2 separate regions of the Homo sapiens genome follow, and region 1 is linked to region 2. A link is a loop called in an ENCODE intact Hi-C map of the cell type or tissue named here. Cell type or tissue: PC-3. All regions are shown on one strand. Links, peaks and the distances in the headings refer to the core of each region. The heading gives the core; the rest is flanking DNA.

Region 1 (11,184 bases), core at 1,220-9,219, 120 kb after region 2:
AACATCTTCCTTCCCTACCTAAATAGTCTTCCAGCTTTGATAATGTATGTTCCTAGATTAGAATACAGTAGTGTGTAGATAGTAATCTTTTTTATGCATTGAATATATGTAACTATTTTTAGGAGACTTGAGAACAAACAAGAGTGTGAGAAAAGTCAGTTAGTTCTATGATAGATTTTGTAACTCTGAGAAAGACTTTTAACATCTCTAGATTTTAATTTCTCCTTATGTGAATTGAGGGAACTGGTCCAAAAAAGTGTTTTGTCCCATGACCACAATTTATCCTTTTATTAATCCTTATCTGTATGAGGATTAATACAGAGACTCAGAATATGAGGATTAACTCAGAGACTGCTTATAGTGTGTTAATCTAGAGTAACTTAGTGGAGAATGGGGCTAGAAGTGTCAATTTTGCTCCTAAATTATCTTTCTTGATTCTAGTCATCCTTTGGAAGACTTATGGATAATGGTCTTTAGGTAGGGTGTGAACTTCCTTGAAACTAGGTTAAAAAAACTATGCCCCTGCATCTTCTTCTGGGGCAACTGTCCACAGATTTCTAGATTCTCAAAGGACTAATGACTCTCCTTCTCACAAAAGAATAAGGACCACTCTCTTTTGTCCTTTCCTCACCCCTGAGGTGTTAGAAGACATGGGGTGTTAGAGTTCCAGACTGCCAGATACATAATTTGAATATATTTAAATGCTTCCATAAAGGCATTTATCATGTACCATGAGCCATTTTCTTTTCATAGATTTTCAAATTTCTTTAGTATCTACTGATGGATTTTCAGATGAAAAGATCAACCCTTGACTCAGAGAAATGAGAAAGAGGTTTTTTGTCTATGTGACTTACTTTATAACTATAAACAGCAGGTACATTCAAGGACTCTGCTAGGATAAAGAGAAGAAACTGATTTCTCTCACAGAGAAAATCAGATTAGGAGACTTTATTTTAAAATGAAGTGTCTGCGTTCTGTTTCTCAGAGTGCTTTTCGTTCTCAGAAACACTGACTTATCTTACGGAATTCTCATTGAAGCTTCTGTCTTTATCACACTGCCCTATCAAGTCTTTGGTTTTTCTAGCATTGATTTTTTTTTTCTCCTGTTTTCTTTCTCTTTACAAGAGGCATCAGGACACATCTACATGATAGCAAGTGAAATAACACATCCGTATTTTCATACAGGCTCAAATTCTAGAGGAGGTAGAAAATTGCTTTGCCTATGGGTGATGTTTGTGTTTCCAAGATATTCCTCTCTCTCTTCTATATGTGTGAGCATCCTCAATATTCCTGCAAAAACAGATTAGCTATTTTAATCAATGATTGTGTTTCTGTCTACCTGCCTATCTACCTACCTTTCATTTTTCTGTCTACTTGTTCATTGTCTATTTATCAACATACATACATAGAATTTTGAAACAGTTTTAAGTACTTCACAAGAATTAACTCATACTTTGCGAAATCCTCCAAACCAGTGATTCTCAAAGTTTTCAGTCTCGGAATTCTTTTATACTCATGAAACTACTGAAGAAACAAACACCTTCTGTTTATGTAGGCTTTTTTATTATTTGTGTTTCACATTAGAAAATTAAGACAATTTAAACTATTTATTTACTAATTTTTTAACAACCATAATGATGAATCCATTACATGCTAACCTAAATAACATTTTTAATAAAAAATAAAATATTTCCAACATAAAAACAATGTCATGAAAAGAGTTACACTGTTTAAAATTTTTCAGATCTTTGTAATGCTTGGTTTACAAGGGAAAACCAAGGAAATGGTTTACATAGGGAAAACAACTAGACTTCCCTATCTTTCTTTGCATTCAATCTGTTGTAATTTTGAAGTTTTCAGAAAGCATATGAAGAGTTCCAGCTTCGTTTAGATATCTAGTTAGAAAATGAAGGATAATTTCAATAAACTAAAGGTTATTTGCAATGTTGAGTCTGAAATCATGTCAATAAATTTTTCATAGTCGGTTACATTTGAATCCATTGGAACATTTTGCACACTGAATGAATATTTTTACCCATGTGCAATTTTGGAACATCATGCATTATTTGGAAAATGTCGGTTTACTGAGATATGCATGTCTTGGCAGGGTTTGGACATGTCATTATACAACATAAAAGATCAAGATATAATAAAATTAATATTTTTACTATTTAGTGATTCACCAATAACATCCTTAAAGGAAAATGGCTTTTTTTTTAACTGCAAATGGATTATGAGAGGAATACAATGATAATAATACATTTTAGGGTTACTACCTTGGTTTGTGAGAGTCAAGGGCAAATAATGTCTAAACATTATTATGGAAGTAGTTTTGACTTCACAAAGCTCCCGAAAATACCTCTGGGATCCCCACATGTCCACAGGGCACACTTTGATAAGCACTGCTCAAAATAGTCCTTGAGTAGGTTGGCATCATTATCCTCATTTTATAAATGGGGAAACTGATGAAGAGAGTTTATGTGGCTTTCTCTAGGGTACCCAGCCAGTAAATGAAGTAAGAGGGATTCATTTACCAAATCCATGCCCTTAAGCCCCATTTTGATAAATAAATAAATAACATTATTTCAGTCTTCACTTTACTTGACCTATGTCAGTTCTCATCATTGCTGTTTCCCCTCTCAGCTACTCTGTTACCTTTGCTTCCAAAACATCATCCTGTGCTAGTTTTCCTATACCTCATAAGCAACTGTTTTTTAGTCTTTTGCAGTGGCATTCTCCTATACTCATCCATTCTAAAAGCTGGAGTACCTTAAGGCTTCATTATTTTTTCTCCTCTCTTCTTCTATTTGAACTCTCTCTAGGCAGTATCCATGAGCATGGCTTCAATTACCATTGATATGCAAATGACTCACTGATTTCTATCTCTTGCTCTGACTTCTCATCTGCAAAATACTTTATTTTTAACTCATTTTACATGATTTCTTCTCGCAAAGACATCCTAAACTCTAAAATTGGAAGGGGCATCCTCCTCCTATGCCTAAACCTAGCCTAAAGCTGGTTCTTTTAGGTTTCTTATTTAATAAATGTGATTACTATCTACCCAGTTATAAGACAGAATCTCAGGAGTTACTCATGTTACGTTTTTCTCCCTCAACACCATTCCTCACTGCCTTAAATGCCCTCATCCTAGAATAAACGGCCGTCGTGTTTTTTACCTCCTATCCATTCTCCACAGTGCAGCCAGAGTATCATGCAAGTTCAAACCTGTTTTATTTCTGCTAAAACTTTTTAGGGGCACTCCTTTGCCTTTAGGATAAACACGAAACTTCAAGGTGGTCTATAATGAGGGCAACTATATGTCCCCAAGTTACTTGGTACCTTCCCCAGCTGTGCCTGTTGTTATTAGGAAGAACCTGTTTCATTTTCAAATGTGCCTTGGTTTGGATGATGAACCTACATGGCCACACTATGCGAATAATCTGATCTCTGATATCATAATGTACAAAGGTCTCCCCTACTCTACGCTTCACCAGAAATGCTTTTTTAAAGTCTGTGAGTTACACACATTTTTATTTATTTACCTCTTAATTTTTCAGATTTCAGCTCAGTCTTCCCATTTTAGGATAGTCTTCCACATTCTCCCTGTTTCAGTCTGATAGCTTCATAGAAACTCTCATAGCTCTTGTCTCCTTTGTAGTGGGGGGATTGTGATAAATTTCCATATCCCATCTTAGAGTAGAAGCTTTCTGAGGGCAATGAATGTGTCTTTTTAGCTCACTGTTGTATCCTCCAGTATCTTTCAATATTTAGACAAAGTGAGTATTCCGTGATTTTTTGAAGGAATAAATTCACAATGCTTGAGATATTGTTAGTAATTCATATTTTTTCCAACCTTTGTGGAAAAAGTTAAGTTTTAGTTATTTGGAACGTTCTTTTAAAGTGCAAATGTAAATAGCTTTAAGCAACGTTAAGATCTCCTTTTTCTGAGGTGATTCATCAGTTAATTCCTTCTCTCTATAGGAAGAGACCAGGGGATAAAACTGGATTGAGAATAAAGGAAAGAATAGGGTAGTGGTAGAAGTTAAAGTGTGTGTGTGTGTGTGTGTGTGTGTGTGTGTGTGTGTGTGTATGTGTATGTGGCAGAAAGGAGGAGATTTTCTTTCTCTATTTGACTCCTGCCATGTAGTTCTGTTGGGTAAACTGTCAAGTAAAATGCAGACACTTGCACTGGAGAAAAATACTTTGATATAGGCAAGCCAATGGGACTTGTTTTTCTATTTTTCCCTGGTGAGGTGTTTTATTGTTGGCTCACCAGTCTCTCCAGCACCTGCAACAATTGCTGTCCCTCTCTGAAGAAGAGGCAAGGGAGAATAGTGCAGGATATGGAAGGTATAGAGGTAGTCTGAGAGGTCACTGTAGCTTTGTTTAGTGAGCACATGGAGGACAGAGCCTTTGCCCCTAAGTCTTCAGGATTTTCCAGAAGTTCCATATTGATATAATACTCTGAGTCACAGGTAATCTAACAATGACCTCTGCTATAAATGCCTTGAAGAAAGCTTCCTTAAAAGGGGTCATTCTAGGATGATGCTCAATTTGATAAATGTTCTCACGTATTTTAGCCCATTGTTTGTCAGGGGATCTGAAAGTATAAACTCTGGTTCTAGTGGCAGGGACGTTTTTAGCTAAAATTATGAAAACACCAAGTGACCTTTGATCTACTTAGAGAGCTGGAGACACTTCACATTACTTTGCTGACCCAGGAAGTGGCAAATGACTACTATAATTACATGATTCAAAGCTCCTCCTCAGCCTCTGCTTTCACCTTGAAGGCAGATGATGTAATAACCACATGCCAAAGCATCTGAGAATATATTGAAGGCCTATGGTATTTAATTTATTTAGTCTCAAGACAAGATTTGTAATCTATTCCCTTGAAAGATACCTGACACATTTGAAACACAGTTTTGTGTTGTGCATTTTCTGTGACTTAATGGTAGTTTTGTTTAGCAGTTTGAAAAATCTTTCCAATGACTAATATTCAGTCATTAATACAATAACTGACAATATTAGACCATTTTATAAAATAAATAAAAAATAAAACTTGTTCATATCAGTCACCAAAATTTTCTTTCCTCATGGTTTTCTTCAACTTTACTTTTGTGATTGTTTTACTATAATTTTGCATATTTAATTTAGTCATTAGTGTCAATATCTAGAGAAGGAAAACTTTCATTTCTGTAGTCTCGTTGTTAAGTGTAGCAATGAGGATTATTCCTTCAAATCTACAAAACTAGTCAAAGAAATCAATTTCAATTAACAGATTTCATTATAAATTCATTAACTTCCTCTGTACTTTTGAGAAAAATTTTAAACTTTGCTTTACTTTATAGCTTTTGTTTCATAACCCAAGTTGTTAAAGGAAATCTACTATTAGGATAAAGGACCATAAATACACAAAATAATGTTGTAAACATAATAACTCAAACTTGATTGTTTTGAAACTTGCAACTCAAATTTTATAAATGTAATATTTCTTTACTCACAATGTAAATTAAATGCCATGTAAGAACATTTTCCACAGTGAGTAATTCTCATCTTGAAGTTTAAATTGTATTTATACATGTTAGCTCATATACTTTAAAATAGATGCCCTATTAACAATTTTTTTTTTTTTTTTGAGACAGAGTCTCGCTCTTTGCCCAGGCTGGAGTGCAGTGGCGCAATCTCGGCTCACTGCAACCTCTGCCTCCCGGGTTCAAGCAACTCTCTTGCTTCAGCCTCCTGAGTGGCTGGGACTACAGGCGCCCACCACCATGCCTGGCTAATTTTTGTATTTTTAGTAGAGACGGGTCTTCACCATGTCGGCCAGGCTGGTCTTGAACTCCTGACCTCAGGTGATCCACCTGCCTCGGCCTCCCAAAATGCTGGGATTACAGGCATGAGCCACCGCGCCCGGCCACAGACTCCATTTTATAGGTAAGATTTGATTAAGTGGTTTTAGAGGTTTCAGTTTAAATGATTTTCTTGTATGCTGCCATTAGAAAAGGAACAGAACAAAGAAAGTGCACAATAAATATGTGTTGAATGAAGTAATGAACCTTTAGGATAATTGTTCTCCATTAAGTCTATGTTGAATAAAAATAAAATAAAATAAAATAAAATGGAGTTTGTATCCTCACCACAGTACATTCTCATTGGTGTTGGGATAGTAAAATCTTAATTTTCAGAGTTATGGAGTTGAAAGGCTACCACCACAAAATGTGCATGATGACATTTACCCAGCCTCAGTGACACGACACTTTCGAATGAGAGCTCCAAGTTTCTCGAGTGAGGCCCACCTGCAAGTCATTATAGACCATAATGTGGTTCTCAGAGCCTGACCATATTATTTATAGAGCTTGACCTGACTGTCAGGAAATAATGACAGCATTTTATACTTCTGCTGTGCCCTACTTCTCAGTGTTCCTTACCAACATCAATAAATTCTTATATCACTTCTGTGGGGTATTAGATGATAAATATTATGACATCGAGTTTTACAGATGGGGAAGTAGAAAATGAAGCACAGATGTTCAATAATTTTCTCCAATTTCCAGTCACTATGTAGGACTTTTCCATAAGCCATTTAAATAATATCAAGGATAAAGACTGATGTATAGGGAAGTAGAAATGGGTGGAGGGGAGCGGGGCACATTTGAGTCCATTGAATATGGACAAGCTACTGTGGGAGTAGTTAAGCTAGAAGGTGATTGAAAAAAAGGTGGTGGGATTAAGTTACTGTGATTTATTTGTAGCTTCTTCCCTACTAACTGCCAAAAATGATTTGAAATTGGAGAATTTAGTATATCTATTTTCCCCTTCAGTATCCCTTCTGGAAAAAAGAATGATAACAGATTCCAGTAATAAAATTGTGTATATTCCTAATGAGGTATTATTGCTTAGTTGGACTGATTATACTCTCTGGTAATGAGTTTGAGGATAGACTAAAAATGAGTTGGTTGGGAATTCATATTTTTTGATATATTTAGCACTAGTATTATCTTATTTTTTTTCTCTCCCTTAATCTTTATCAACATCTGCTCATACTGGTCACTTCATCATTCACCAAACAATATATATTTAAAGAGAATGTACTTCATATACATGTATTATATATGTTCTAATATGTCTCTCTCTATATATTTTGTACTATACACATTGTACAATGTATTATATACAGGTGGCTGTCCATATCCATGGGTTCTGTATCCATAGATGCAGAATTCTTGAATACAGAGGGTTGACTGGGAGATCTGACATCTGCAGGTTTTGGTATCCGTGGAAGGTTCTGCAACCAATCTCTGGTGGATGTGAGAGGTGATTGTACTTAAGGTAAAAGTCAATGGAGAAGGCCACTATTGGAATATGGCCAACTCAAGGTGACCCTGCAAAGAGGAAGTTTGGAAAATAAAAACCCTTTCCATGACTAAACCCTACTGGAAGCCAGAAAGTCAACTGCTGTGATCACACAGATGAGACTTCTGGCTTGGAAACAGAGGAAAAGTGTGAACAGCAAACTGGGAGGGACAAATAAAAAATATCTAACTTTTCCTTCCTACCACAAATTTGAATTATGCCCCAATCTATTCTCATCCTGACCTGAGGTCTCTTTATTCCAATTGTCTTCAATCAAATTCTGACTTTGTTGCAGATGCCAGCAGAAGTTATCCAAATGAAATGGAAATAAATTGATTACAAATAATATTCAAATAAAAAATAAATAACTTGTGATACCTGCTGAAAAATTTAGTGACTGACATATATCTTAAATATGTGTCTCCTTTAATTTGGTCTTTCTGTTAATAATGTGGTAAACTAAAGGCTAAAGGTAGTCCAGCCTATGAATCAGGAGTAACATAGGCATGAGTTTTTCTTGTGTTTGCATATACACTTAAAAGTTGGTTACTTACAAGATATAACTTTAAATCTCATAAAAATTATTGTTACACAACTTTGAACTGTGTTTTTTCTTGTGTAAAAGTGAAAAAGTAGTGAACTAGGCAAAACAGAATGTAGTAAAAGATACTCTCACCTGGCCATCAATATGGAAACATTTAATTTAAAATAGTTTCCAGAAACATCAAGAGAAGATGCATATTAGTGTGTTAATTATTCTCATTCTCCATAGCAGGAACTATGCTTTATTCATCCTTGTACTCCTGAAAGCCAAGCTGGCCAGTAGAAGGTTTATAGAAAATGTCTTATAAATATGTTTGTTTTATTGTACAACTTTTGTCTTGTTTATATAAAATGTATATATAGATAAGTGATTTTTTCTATTAGTCATAAATATTGATTTCACATGTAGATGGTGTGAAATGCAGATGTGGATCCACATTTGACCAAACTTGTTCATCACAGAGTTATCACAATCTCTGGGTCTAATCTAAGAAATATACTGTTTTCTTATACCAAGTCAAGACTCTATGACCTGCTCCTCTACCTATTTTCACCATTCTCATCTCTTCCTATTTACAGCTTCAAGAAAGGCCTCCTCTGCTAAAAATGCTCTCTGATTAGCCATTCACTGCTTCCTGAACTATGAAGACATCTTCTAGGAATACTCAGGATCTTCTGCTATGTGGCTTTAATTTATTTTAAGATTAATTCCTCATTACCTTCTTACACAAAGCCACCATTAGCATATCAAGCACAGCTGTACAAATTTTTAAAAGGCCAAAAGATGTATCTGCCAATTCTAGGAGGATATAAACCTGAAGGCACAAATCTGGGCTGGAGCACATGGTTTCCCTTGTGAGAAGAAAAAGTCTCCTTCCTCTGAATGGACACACCTTGCACACCAGGGCACAAGGTTTGTCTAGAAGAGCACAGCTGAACATCATAAAGTGCAGAACCACACACCTGGCATCCTTGTCCCTACACAAGGTATGTTGCTGTTAAAGTATAATTTGTTACTCTCCAAAGCACACTCACAATTCCCTACTTGGGTCCCTTGTTGCATGTTACTGCTCCTCATTTATGCATTTGGATGCTTTCTTATATTTTTCCTCAACCTCTACCACATTCAGTTAGGCACTCAGCCTATATTTCATGTATACCTATGTAGCAGGTCTTATGACCAGAGTTGGGGATGCACAGAAATTGCAGATTTCTTATTCATGACATTACTTCTCATCCCCACAACTCAATATGATAATTCCTTTCCCTAACCACCCCACTTCCCAATGCACATAGTATTTTGTCTGTACTTTCCTTTGGGAATTTACATTTTCTACTCTTTCTAGTACTGTGCAAACATATGTTTTCTTTGCCATTAAACTTAATGGCATGGACTTAAAAATCTTGATATCTAGAACAGTGCCTAGCCCTGTAACTTGAGGATATAAATTAAACTTAATTGAATTATTCATTACCTTCCTTGTAACTTTAACTGTCGCATTATGACTGTAACTCAATCCGTGTATTATATGTCAGCAAAGTTGAGCGCCTTTTCCGTGCAGTTACACTTTGAGTTACTTAAGGATTACATCCTTTTGCTAGAGTCCTCAAACAGCATTTAGTGGCATCTTTCAGACATGTGGCGCTTGCAGAGCTCGAGAAAAGATGGCAGAATTATATGTCTTTTCCTTTTTCTTCTTTTTGGCAGCTCTTTACCTAATGATGTAGACTATATTTGATACACTGTAGTTTTCTTATTCTGCTAAATTCCTCATCAACACATGACCTCGATAGATATTGCTGTCAACATCTTCAATTTCTTCTTTCTATTTATCTTGACAAATCCCTGGGTGCAGTATTAATTTTATCTACCTTAGCATGGAGGTGATTATTTTAGCTCATTTTAATGCTCCTTCTATGTAGTTGCCCATTAGTGATCGCAAGAAGTTGATTCTACAACCACTACTCCCCTCCTGCCTCACTGCAGATACCAAAACTTTCAGTTCCTTGTATAAAATGGTATTTGCGTATAATCTACACACATCTTCCCATATACTTTAAGCCTTCTCTAGATTATTTAAAATACCCATTATGATGTAAATGCTATGTAAGTAGTTATACTCTACTTTTTATATACATATTTTTATTGTGGCATTGTTATTTTTATTGGGTTATTAAAAATATTTTCTGGCCTGGTGTGGTGGCTCACACCTGTAATCCCAGCACTGTGGGAGGCCGAGGTGGGCGGACCACGAGGGCAGGAGGGCTAGACCATCCTGGCTAACAAGATGAAACCCTGTTTCTACTAAAAATACGAAAAACTAGCCAGTCATGGTGACATGCACCTGTAGTCCCACCTACTCAGGAGGCTGAGGCAGGAGAATCGCTTGAACCTGGGAGGCAGAGGTTGCAGTGAGCTGAGATTGCACCACTGCACTCCAGCCTGGACAACAAAAGCGAGACTCCATCTCAAAGAAAAAAAATGCATATATATATATATGTATTCTATCCACAGTTGGTTGAAACTGCAGATGAGGAACATGCAGATACAGAGAGCTGACTGTATTCTGGTCATCATTTCTTCTTTTTTGTTCCTTTGGGCCTACCAAGGGTGATTACAATTCTGCTTTTACTAGGCCTGGGTTATCTCAGTCTCTTTGTAGTGTGATGCAACTTTTATAAATAATCTCTTTTTTAAACCCTCTTCAAATTATGGTAATGTAAGAATGACATTTATTTTCTGGAGGGGAGACTGCATGATTAAAAAGACAAAAATAGAATTGAAGGTTTTAACTATATGTGCAGTCTTAAGTGGAAATGACATACGGACACTGCCTAGAGGGCAGTTATTCAGACATTAAGTTTAAGATCACTCAGCCAGACTGAGGAACAAAACTGTGGAGAACAGACATTAAAGATTAGAAAAAATAGCGGGTCTAAAGTTCTATGAAAGCACCAGAATATAAGAATGAAAAGATTATGTCAAAGCATGCAGCAAAACAGACATGAGACTTGAGTGAGAAGTAGGGTCTTGTCATTAAAGGTGATTACATTCTCTTCCATTTATACTAGGAACTGCAGAGATAGGGACAAGACGTGTATCTGTAACTGGTTGAGCTGCTGGTTGGAAGCACATAATTAAAATAATGGGGTACAGCAATAATTTTCTTTTATTAACATATTAGAGCAATTAATTTATTCATCCTTTGAAAAGTATGCATTTTAGGGCCATATATGTATATACTGATCCTCCTCAAAAATCTTCCAGTTCTTTTACCAAGACTG
Region 2 (11,184 bases), core at 1,777-9,776:
AATGCAAAGGCTAAAATTATAGGCTAGATTAAGTGCTCTGCTATGGCAGAGATAGTCAACTGTCTGTTTTATGTTCCCTCTTAATAACATGGAGACATCCCTGGGGAGTGAGCAGAGATACCTTTGACACATGGTTGTCTAGCAGAAATTACATTTTACAACCCTGTTTGCATTTAGGTGTGGCTATGTGAGCTACTTCATACAAATAGAATATCAGTGGAAGTAATTATGTGTCATTTCTAAGGCAAGTCTTTTAGAAAATAGATATGCCCTTTCCATATCCTTTCTTCATTCACCAGCTGCTGCAAAGAACTGCAACACCCTAGGGTATAGAGGAGCTACAAGATCCTTGGATCCTGGGTCCTTGAATCACCACATGGAAGAAAGCAGCACTTTTGATAGGAATATTTGCATTGAACTTCTAAGTGAAATAAACTTCTGTCATCACAAACTAATGACATTTGAGGGAGGTATGCTAATGCTAATCCAAATAATATCTGTACTTTTTTCACAATGAATGTGATAAACTGCAGTATCTAAATCAAAGTATATATGCATTATTTTTTACAGAAAGAAAATTCAGTTTGGCATAAGTTTTGCTGTTTGTTTTGAAAAGGCTTCTTGCAGTTATTTGACAAGGTGTTCATATTAATTCGCTCAGTAATGCTAAATACATACATTTACAGAATTCTTCTCAAATAATGTTTTGTAATGGCAAACAAAATTAATTACGTGTCAAGTTATTCAGATTAAAAACAATCATGAGCAGAACATCCTGAAGAGCACATACCTACACACATAAGAAAGCATGAAGTCAAAGAAAGCAACAGTAATCTAATACATACTTTTAATAAGTGTAATATGACTTGGCCATTGATGCTATAAAATTTATAGTAATTCATGTGAATGAATTTCTATATATATAGTGAATGAATTTCTATAGTGAATTTCTATAACCAAGATTTATTTTCATAGTGAAATCAATTTTTGTAGATTTTTTTCTCTGTTTATTACTTCACTAGTGTCTCAAAACTATGCCAAAGTTGACAGTTCCTTTTCATACCATTCACCATTTAATAATCGTATATTCACATCAAGACATGTGCACACATTTTAAAAGATAAAGTCTTGCATCTAGCCACCACCAGCACCCCAGTTCCTTATAGATGTTTTCCTTCAATGTTTTATCTAAGCTCTCATGCCAGACCTTTATTCATGTCCCTCACTCTCTGCCAGTCTTTATTGATTCCCTGACATGCGGCCTTTCATCTCAGGCAACCTTTTTTTGTTTTTGTTGTTCAGCATTGAATATTTCCTTTATTAACTTATTTTTATCTGATTATAAAAATTATAAACATAGAACCACTAGAACACAAGTGAGAATAAACAAGAGTTTTTAAATGATCTGCGATCACAATTCTCAGTACCATATTCACTTTAACACAGATACATTTTTTAAACAAAAGTTGGACCTGCCATTTAATGTCATATTTCTACCTGGCAGCTTTTAGAACAAATATTGGAAAGCTGGCTACATTAAATCCTTACTTTGAAAATTAGGTTTTAGTGCATGTGAAGGAAAGTGAAGTTTAATAAAAAGTTCAGAATAAAATTTTGGGCAATTTTACAGCATATGCAATTCCTAAGAATCCTCAGGTTTTAAAAGATTGAATATTTATTTATAAATAACAACATCTAATAATATATTATTTATAATTTCTTCAAACCCATACTAATACTATTTTTGGAACTGTTATGAATTATTAAGTTGCCTAATACTTTGAGCCTACTCATCTTGAGGACTGAATTCAGTTTTCAGTCGTTTCTAAGCTTATATTAAAGTCTTGGAGCCCAGCACAGTGGCTCATGTCTGTAATCCAAGTACTTTGGGAGGCCAAGGTGGGTGGGTTACCTAAGGTCAGGAGTTCAAGACCAGCCTGGCCAAACTTGGCAAAACCCCATCTCTACTAAAAATACAAAAAAAAAAAAAAATTAGCTGGGCATGGTGGCAGGCACCTGTAATCCCAGCTACTCAGGAGGCTGAAGCATGAGAATTGCTTTAACCCTGGAGGCGGAGGTTGCAGTGAGTCAAGATTGCACCACTGCACTCCAGCATGGGCAACAAGAGCAAAACTCAGTCTCCAAAAAATAAAATAAACAAATAAATAGATAAAGTCTTGGTCGTTAAAAGCCTTGGATGACTAAGGTTTAGAACTGCCTTAAAGAGAGTTCTGAGTCAAGAACCTGTGGGTGGCTTCTGTTGGAGGAATAGTTAAATCACCATGCTAGATCAGGGCTGATAAGCCAGTTTTCTAGGAGGGCAGCTTCCAGATTCCATGGCTATAAATGTAAGCAATTTTGCCAGCTACTTCACTCAGTAATATTGTGCACAGCACAATGTGAGCTATGAGTCTACTTTCTCTCTAGTTCAGTTGCCTCATTCCTCTTACAGTGTGGGCACATCGCAACACTGAGAAGGATCAAAGCAAATATTTTCCATACAACATAACTCTTAAACTTCATCAGTACTCAACTAAGAGACAGTAACTTGACTTGAAAACTGTAGGGGAAAAAACGACCACGAAGGGTTAGTGTTGAATTTACTGAAAACATATGTAATTGAGCAAAATTATTGACATAATAATTTTATGACATATCCAATGTAATGTGGATTCTACATGATTTTCTGCATGTTAACAGACTTCAGAACTAATTTCTGAGTAAGACTCAGGAATTAGGGTCTATTAGAGTTGGAAGAAACATATTATGCTTCATGTTTCTTTCATAGCCTCATAGCTCCTGGTGAGGAGTAATTTCCCCCTGCCTTTCTTTCTTTGCTTTCTTCCTTCCTCCTTCTTTTATTCTTTTTTTTTCTTTTCTAATGGGACGAGCCCCATTGAATTTGCGACAACATGAGATTAAGTGTGTGGGTTTCCCACATGTACTGCACACTTTTTTTGTTTTTGTTTTTGTTTTTTTTTTCCCCATTTCTCTGATACAACTGAATTAAGCTTGCCTTCAGAATCAGTCTGAGAGGTGGCTGGTAAAATTTTTTTTGGCAAAACAAAAAGACCTGCCTGAACTTCATCCCAGAAATCTAACCTATTCCCACTTTGAGCTTTACCTTTTTGTCTTTGAACAATAACTTCACCTTTCCCTGTCTCTAACCGGACATGATTTTTATATTCCACAAACAGAAATTTGAATTAAAATGCACGTCTCAGGAAAAATCAGTTTTTGACTTAGAATCATTTGTGTTGGGAGTCAAAAATTGCTCTAAGCCTTTAACTTTAAAACAAAGAGGAGAGTTTGAAGTATATGTGTTGAGGGTGGGGGCAGTGAGGGATTGGAGGTTTGGAAGTGGGATAAATTCACAACTCAGGAAGATTAGAGACCACAGAAAAAAGCTGGGTGTAAATTTCCTACTTCATCTTTCTGCCCAAAGCCAGCTCTGTTCCTCTTCAGCTATGTGAGTGCAAATAAAAAAGAGAGGCATTGAAAATACGCTACTGACACAATCCGTTTTTCCGTGTTCCTTTTTACAGAATTTGCTTTTGCAACTAGGGAATACGTACCAACATTTTGGAATGATCTTGCTGACAGTTCAAGAAGAATGTAATCAATAGACACAGGGTTGCTAATCAACTCATCTGGTTTTGTTGTTGTTGTTGTTGTTATGGGGTGATGGTGGGGCAATCATATTCCATTTCTATTGACAGAAATCTGATTCAGAAGTAATTATTGGCAGCATCCCTTTTCTGTGCCAAAGAAATGATTTTCTTTCAGTATAAATGCCATAATAAACTTATTTTGTGAGGGAAGAAGAGAGATGAATGAACCTTGGCATTCCCTTGTTTATACTCAGAACATAGCTATTCGTTAATTTTATTATGCTGCAAAGTAAAATGTGCAAGTTTATCTTTTAAAATAACTCAAGAAATGACAACGAATTGCAAAGGATAGCATAAGAATATGGAGGGGCAAAAAGAGAGAATAAAATGTTTTGTTTTCTCCACAGGAAATTAAGCGAAATATATTAAACTTTTCTTTAAAATAAATATTAATGATCAGTAATTCAATTTCCTGTCTGTTTGTGTTTTAAATCCTGCAGCGTTCGTTCTGGTTGCTTTGATGTCCAGTCTGTTTTTGTTATCACTGGGCTAACACAGTGAAAGACAGTGTTGTACTCTGCCCAGGGCTCTAACAAGTCTCTTTGAAACTTTGGAAATAGTTTGCCACTAAAGGACTCAGAAAAATCACTGCCTTTCCTGTTGTTATTTATTATAATCTGTAAGTGGAAAAATTGCTATTCTGAAAGAAAAAGTTAATATATTTAATGCTTTATTCAATTAGACCTATTGTTTTCTGATGGCCCCCAGAATGTTTGGAAACACTCTATAAAATTAACATCTAGGTACAAAAGACTCCCAGTAAATAGTTACAACAACAACAAAAACAAGAAAAAATTAACAAAGCAGCAAAATGAAAACTGATAAATCCTTAAATTTCAGGGGAATGTGTCAGGAAATGTTTCCCATTTCAAATCATAACAGATAGGAAAAATTGCATAGGTGATGTATCATACAAACTGAACTTGAGCACTTTTTCTTTTCTCTAAACGCAGTTCAAAATGGTCTCATCTTTATTATAGTCTTTAAATAATTATTAGGCTTAATTGCCACAGTTCATAGAAATTTTAAAATTAGCAAGTGGTGCTTATCTCTCCGCAGTGCTCAGTGTTAATAAAACATGCTGCTCCATAAACACATTTCACATCATATTTGTCCATGATTATTTCATTGCTTTTCCAAGTACAGATGCCAGCAAACAAAGTGTTGCTGAATTCCTGTAATTACCAGCATTTGCCTCGATTTGGGTCCATGAAGTATGTAGTCAATCTCTATTGTCTTCTGCCTCTGTTTTGAATCTGTCCCCAGTGCAGGAATGTCAAAAACACCATTTAGCAACACAGCCTGCTCAATTTTAAAAAGGGAAAATCACATTCAAGCTACTAATTAAGAAAAGAAGAGAAGTGAGCTGTGAATTAAAAAAAAAAAACTACCTTCTAAAAGGCTTTAACAAGAAACTTGCAACTCTGCTGCATTCAGAAAAAGAATGATCCTTATTTATCAAAGCTAAATTCTAATATAGCAGTTAGAGGTGAGATTTAACTGACTTGTTAATATTTTAAAAACAGCCAAGTAAATGAAAATTCAAGTAATTTCTATTTCTTTTCTATCTTTAAAGGGGAGCTTAATTAACTGATTTTTTTCAGCTATCTAACACTCCTTTGTTAGAAGATTCTTCCATCCACTTAAGATCCTTTTGATATTTTGTTAAATGTGCATTCCTTTGAAAAACTACACTGATGCCCTATCATGCCCAGATATTTGGCAAAATTGTCATAGAGTTGTTTCTTCAATAGAATACTTCTACCAAATAATTTGTCTTAATGATTCTCAGAACATTTAGGATAAATCATGTTGATCACCATTTGATTTTGATCAAAATCATATATTGATCACTAAGCGTAAATAATTTAAAACGGTAAATACCAAACAGTAAGAAAATCCTTCTTCCATGTAATATTACAATATGGAGACTACTTCAGCAATAAGTAAGTGAAAAATACCAGTTGTAGATCTGGAAGTAGAATCCAAGCAGGCTCTATAACCATATGTAGTTTGAGCACAGGAATTATGTCATAGGTTATTCTTTCTAAATTAATTATTTATTACTTTAATGCTATATGTAGATTGATAAAAAATATGAAAAGGTAAGTATGCTCAGCCATACTTTGCTGATTTGGTCTAACAGAGTAAATTATAGCAGGAACAGAGTTCTGTTAAACTATTTGAATACCTTATGCTTCTTTATGTTTCCCATGATACTTTGAAAGTGGTAGTGTAGACAATTGCCCTTACTTCTACTGTCATTCTCCTAGAAATAAGAAATACATTAAAGTCTATCAATAGCTCACCATGTTTACGATCTCACTTTTTCTACCTTAGGACCTAGGCCCAGGGGCACTTACAGAGGCCAGCCACTAGATGCTGCTAGTATTCTTTCCATTGAGTAGTATTCTGCCAAGCAAGCTTTCCATTCCAGGATGTCAAAAGACATTGAAGTTTTTCTCAAATTGGCGCCATTTGACCTTCACCCATAGCTGTAGCTTCGTTGCTATCTACAGTCTATTCCTTACCTTGGGTAGCAGGTATTTAAAGAGGTCTAATTTTTGAGACTTACCATTAAATCATCTTGGAAGATATTTTTCCAGTCCTTATCTGAATTTTATTTTCCTACATGCCTGCATTTCTGTCTTGGACCTCATGCAGTGCCCATGAAGGGCTGGATTCTTGGCAGTCTCCCTTCTCCCTTCTCCTTTTACCTTCAAATTACTAGAATTTTACTTATCAACTTGATTTTGACAACTAGGTCCCTGCTACCTTTTGAGTGTTTGCCCAGCCTTCTAACTGCTGACCCATCTGGATTTTCTATTAGTTAAAATACATGTTCTATGTATATATTCAAAGTTAGGTCAGATAGCAGGGCAATATGGCTTCACTTTGGTGCTCAAATAAATACACGATTTTAACTTACTAGCTGGCTGAAAGAGTATCTCTTTTTTATGGCCACTCTTCACTCTCATCTCTTTCCACCAAGCTGTTTAGTAGAGTAAAATAGATGAAGATAATGTTCTCTGATAGAGGGAATTGTTCTTTGTCCAAGATTTTGGAAATAGTCTCTCTTTTCTATGATAATATTAAAATTTTGAGTCTTATTTGAATGAATTTTGTTGCCTAAAAAATTACAACTTTAACAGGTACTTATAATGAGATATTTTCTAAAATAGTAACATATTTGAGATTATTTTGGTAAATAATATATTTTTATTTCAAATCTCAGAAAGATATTGAACTAAAACTTCAGGCCGGGCGCGGTGGCTCACATCTGTAATCTCAGCACTTCAGGAGGCCAAGGCGTGCAGATCACGAGGTCGGGAGATCGAGACCATCCTGGCTAACACGCTGAAACCCCTTTTCTACTAAAAATACAAAAAAAATTAGCTGGGCGTGGTGGCATGTGCCTGTAGTCCCAGCTACTCAGGAGGCTGAGGCAGGAGGATGGCGTGAACCCCGGAGGCGGAGCTTGCAGTGAGCCGAGATCGTGCCACTGCACTCCAGCCTGGGCGACAGAGAGAGACTCAGAATTAAAAAAAAAAAAAAAAAAAAAAGGCATGTTTTATATAATTGGATAAGTAGTAAATGGGTTAGTAAATTTCTGACTTTTAAAATCAACTAAATACTGAACATTTCAATTCCAATATATATGTTAACATAAAAATCACATTTGAATTGAAAGCTAAATGCCAAGATAGTTGCCAAGCCCTGAAACAAGTTTTGTATTTTTTAACTTGTTCAGGAAAAGGTATTGGTCTTACAACTCCATGCTTGCAGATGTAGGGATTGGTTGCAAGTAATAATAATAATATAAAATTCCCAGTATAAGCATACTAGGAAGACCTGACCAGAGATGTCCTAATAAACCAGTAAATATATGTATACCACTATGACTAGTATATAAAGCAAAACTCTGAAAGATACTCTGCTGCAGGAAAAATTGGAAATGTTTATGCTTTTTATGGGTTTGGGTTTTTAGCTTTAAAAATTGATACTTGTTTAGTAACATAATATCTAAGGGTAAATCACATCCTGATACCCATGTTTCTACTTGAATAACAGAATTTACATTTATATTTATCCTCCAAATCATATAGCTCAGGTTTACACTCCCAACAAGGCTCCTTCTCCATAAGACTTTGTATACATTTAATAATACTTCTTCAAAAATAAAGCAGATGTATTTACTCTAGCTCCTGTAGTTCTAATTTTGTTGAACTAAGCATGTAGTTCTAAGCATGAGATGGCTTAATGACATTGGTCTTTTTTGTGTGTGTGTGACAGAGTCTCGCTCTGTTGACAGGCTGTAGTGCAGTGGTGCTATCTCGGCTCACCTCCACCTCCTGGGTTCAAGAGATTCTCCTGCCTCAGCCTCCCAAGTAGCTGGGACTACAGGTGTGCACCACCATGCCCAGCTAATTTTTTTATTTTTTTAGTAGAGATGGAGTTTCACCATGTTGGCCAGGATGGTCTTGATCTCTTGACCTCGTGATCCAGCCGCCTCAGCCTCCCAAAGTGCTGGGATTACAGGTGTGAGCCACTGTGCCCAGCCACATTGGTCTTATTTTATCAACCCTACTCAGACATAGAAATCATTTAGATAACGATGATTAAGCTTCCTAGCAATTCATTTTATTTTCTTTTTTAGGGGGGAGGGTAGTTTGTTGGAAGCAAAACAGTAAAGAACACATGAAGTGATAGAATTTGATAAATTTTAGAACATTTATAGAAGATATAAGTATAGCAGAAGTAATACATTAAAGTTGTAATAGTAATTTCGTTGGATGAAGACAAGCATACAATCTTACTGCTTTTATTTTTTATTTATATTTTTTATCTAGATTGTCTGATAGCTTAAGTTTATATTCTAGTGGGGTAACTAAGTTGCTCCATGTGCATTAGTACAATGACAATCATAGCTAAAATTTGCATGTAGTGTTGACTATAAGCTGGGCACTGTTTTAAGTGCTTTCACATATATTAACATTTTTCACCTTCAAAACAACTTATATGGGACATGGAAATTTTTTCATATAAGGAAATGAGGTTGCAGAAAAGTTAGGTAACTTGTGTAAGGTCACCATAAAGTAATGCTTAGAAATCTGATTTGAACTTAAGCAGTGTGATTTCAGAGTTCAATTTTTAAACATGCTGCAGCATCTGGTTTTATGTATAGCCCTAGGTATAGATTCACCTCTTTGTCACATTTTATGTGTATGTATGTGTGTGTGCATATGATATATTTTTTCTTAAAAGCATTTACTCACTCTAAAAATTTAAAAGCATTATCCAGGTGTGGTGCCACACTTGTAGTCCCAGCTATTCAGGAGGCAGAGGCAGGAGGATTGCTTGAGCCCAGGAGTTCAAGACTGCAGTGAGCTATGATTGCCCCACTGCACTACAGCCTGGGAGACACAGCAAGACCCCGTCTCAAAAATAAATAAATAAATAAACAAATAATAAATAAAAGCATTAAAGTCACCTCTAAACTGGAGAGCTATTATGATTTTTTACCTGAGAAAGGAAAACTCTAAAGGAAGATACATTTCTTAATCCAGGCCTTGTCAACATCCAAGTTGGATTCGGGAACATATTTAAGGTTCCCAGTCCTATTCATCACATGGCACATCCCTCTCTAGAAATTAAACACCACATACTCTAAATCTGTCAAATCTAAATATAAATCTATAGCTGTGTGGCTCAAATCCTCTAGAAAAGTAATGTTTATGGGATAGAGAAAACAAAGTTGTGTCATTTTGTTTTAAAAATAGGAATTACACTATTTTAAATACAGCATAAGCTATAATATCAAAATTTTGAAGGAATATAACAAAAATAACTCAAGCCAATTTCCTAAATTCTCTGTAGTACTTCAGTATCAGTCTTTCAGGTACAATTTTTCATGGGAAGAAAATGTCTTTCATTGTTCCAATGTGCAGTTATGAGCCTAAAATCAAATACCACACCCCAATATGAATTTCCTTTCAAACTAACCCAGAGCACTTAGTTTTGTTGATGTAAACACCATAAGTGAATATTTAATACCATAGTGTTTTAGTTTTCTTCACTTGAAATTCACATTCCATTTTTTTTTCTTTTACACTATGTCAGAATGTGGTGCCTTCAGCAATGACGAGAAAAACGTGGCAAAGAGCTAAATTACATTGTCTACTACTTTTTTTTGTCTGTCTGATCATTCAGGTTAATGAAGATCCCTTTGGGTTATCAGAGGACTCCTAACAATAATGTTCAGCAATTTTTTTTTTTTTTTTTTGAGACGGAGTCTCATTCTGTCGCCCAGGCTGGAGAGTGGCGTGATCTCAGCTCACTACAACCTCTGCCTCCTGGGGTCAAGCGATTCTCCTTCCTCAGCCTCCCGTGTAGCTGGGAATACAGGCACACACCACCATGCCCAGCTAATTTTTGTATTCTTAGTAGAGACGGGGTTTCACCATGCTGGCCAGGCTGGTCTCAAACTCCTGACCTCAGGTGATCCACCCGCCTTGGCCTCCCAAAATGCTGGGATTACAGGCATCAGCCACCGTGCCCAGACAAAGTTCAGCAATTTTATAAATTCAACAGAATCAGTGTCAAACCATGATTATAAAACGGTGCTCTTTCTTTCTTGCTTGCTTGTTTTCTCTTATTCTTTCTTTCTTTTTACCCTTCAAGTCATTTTATTCTCTGTTTATGGAAAATGACTTCTGGCATGATGGGATAGACTACTGGGTATTGACATCTTTGAACAAAACACCTACTTTGAGGTTGCAGTGAGCCGAGGTCACTGCATTGCACTCCAGCCTGGGCAACAGAGCAAAACTCTGTCTCAAAAAAAAAAAATCTACTTTAAGATAGAAGGACATCCAGCTAAGACAAAAGCAACAATGAAGAAAAAAATGAGAAAAGAGGTTAAGTCACCTGCCTGTGTGTGTATTTAGGGATATTTCAAGATGCCTTTAAAAAATTCAGTAATTAGGAATAGATCAAAATAAATCACACACACATAATATGTGATGAATGAATATTTGCACTAAGCAGCAGCAAACGCAGTGCTCCTAGAGAACTGCAGATGGGTTCCTCAATTATGATGCGGGATTTATTGATAGTGCAGTAGGAAATATTTCTCCGTGGGACTAGGGCTTACCAATCTGAGGTTTCTCAAGAAATCTTGGGAAAGACATGTTTAATTATGCTGTCAGAGACTTCACTAGTTGTTGAGTGTGTGCCACCACTTGCTGTACCTTAAAACATTACAATGAAGACAAATAATAAACTTTCTCAGCAATATCCATACCATGTAAGCAATGTACATTGGAACAAATTTTTTTTAAGAAGGAAAAAGATCAAAACATGACATACTTATTAAAAATGACTAAAATGTAAGGTCTTAGGACAAAGGAATTATGACTTAAAGTACTGTTTGAATAGCTCTAGTAAAATGTGACTACCCAAATGCAATTAAGTTGCTACTGTGGTAATTATTTTACATCTTTTAAAATTCTCT

The links. Hi-C counts contacts between places; a loop is a spot of excess contacts. Peaks named below come from ENCODE experiments on the same cell type or tissue, not always from the same donor. Only the 100,000 strongest peaks of a DNase experiment are listed, where the experiment ranks them.
Region 1: a loop joins it to region 2, with 2.9 times the contacts of the local background. A loop is called at or near these places in 2 of 110 quality-filtered maps.

What each region holds. Positions count from the first base shown.
Region 1 is chr5:103,925,087-103,936,270 of GRCh38, forward strand. LOC105379107 (a long non-coding RNA gene) reads left to right here. Exons shown (of 6, transcript XR_001742831.2): 6 at 8,479-11,184. Among named protein-coding and RNA genes, the nearest start is that of NIHCOLE, 150 kb to the right of the region's middle. In PC-3, for the core only: no CTCF peak of the experiment used is centred there; a DNase peak (open chromatin) is centred at 4,765; H3K27ac peaks cover 630 bases.
Region 2 is chr5:103,802,615-103,813,798 of GRCh38, forward strand. All of the region lies in intron 2 of LOC105379107 (a long non-coding RNA gene), which reads left to right. Among named protein-coding and RNA genes, the nearest start is that of NUDT12, 250 kb to the left of the region's middle. In PC-3, for the core only: a CTCF peak has its summit at 6,042 (motif pointing right); DNase peaks (open chromatin) are centred at 2,267 and 6,057.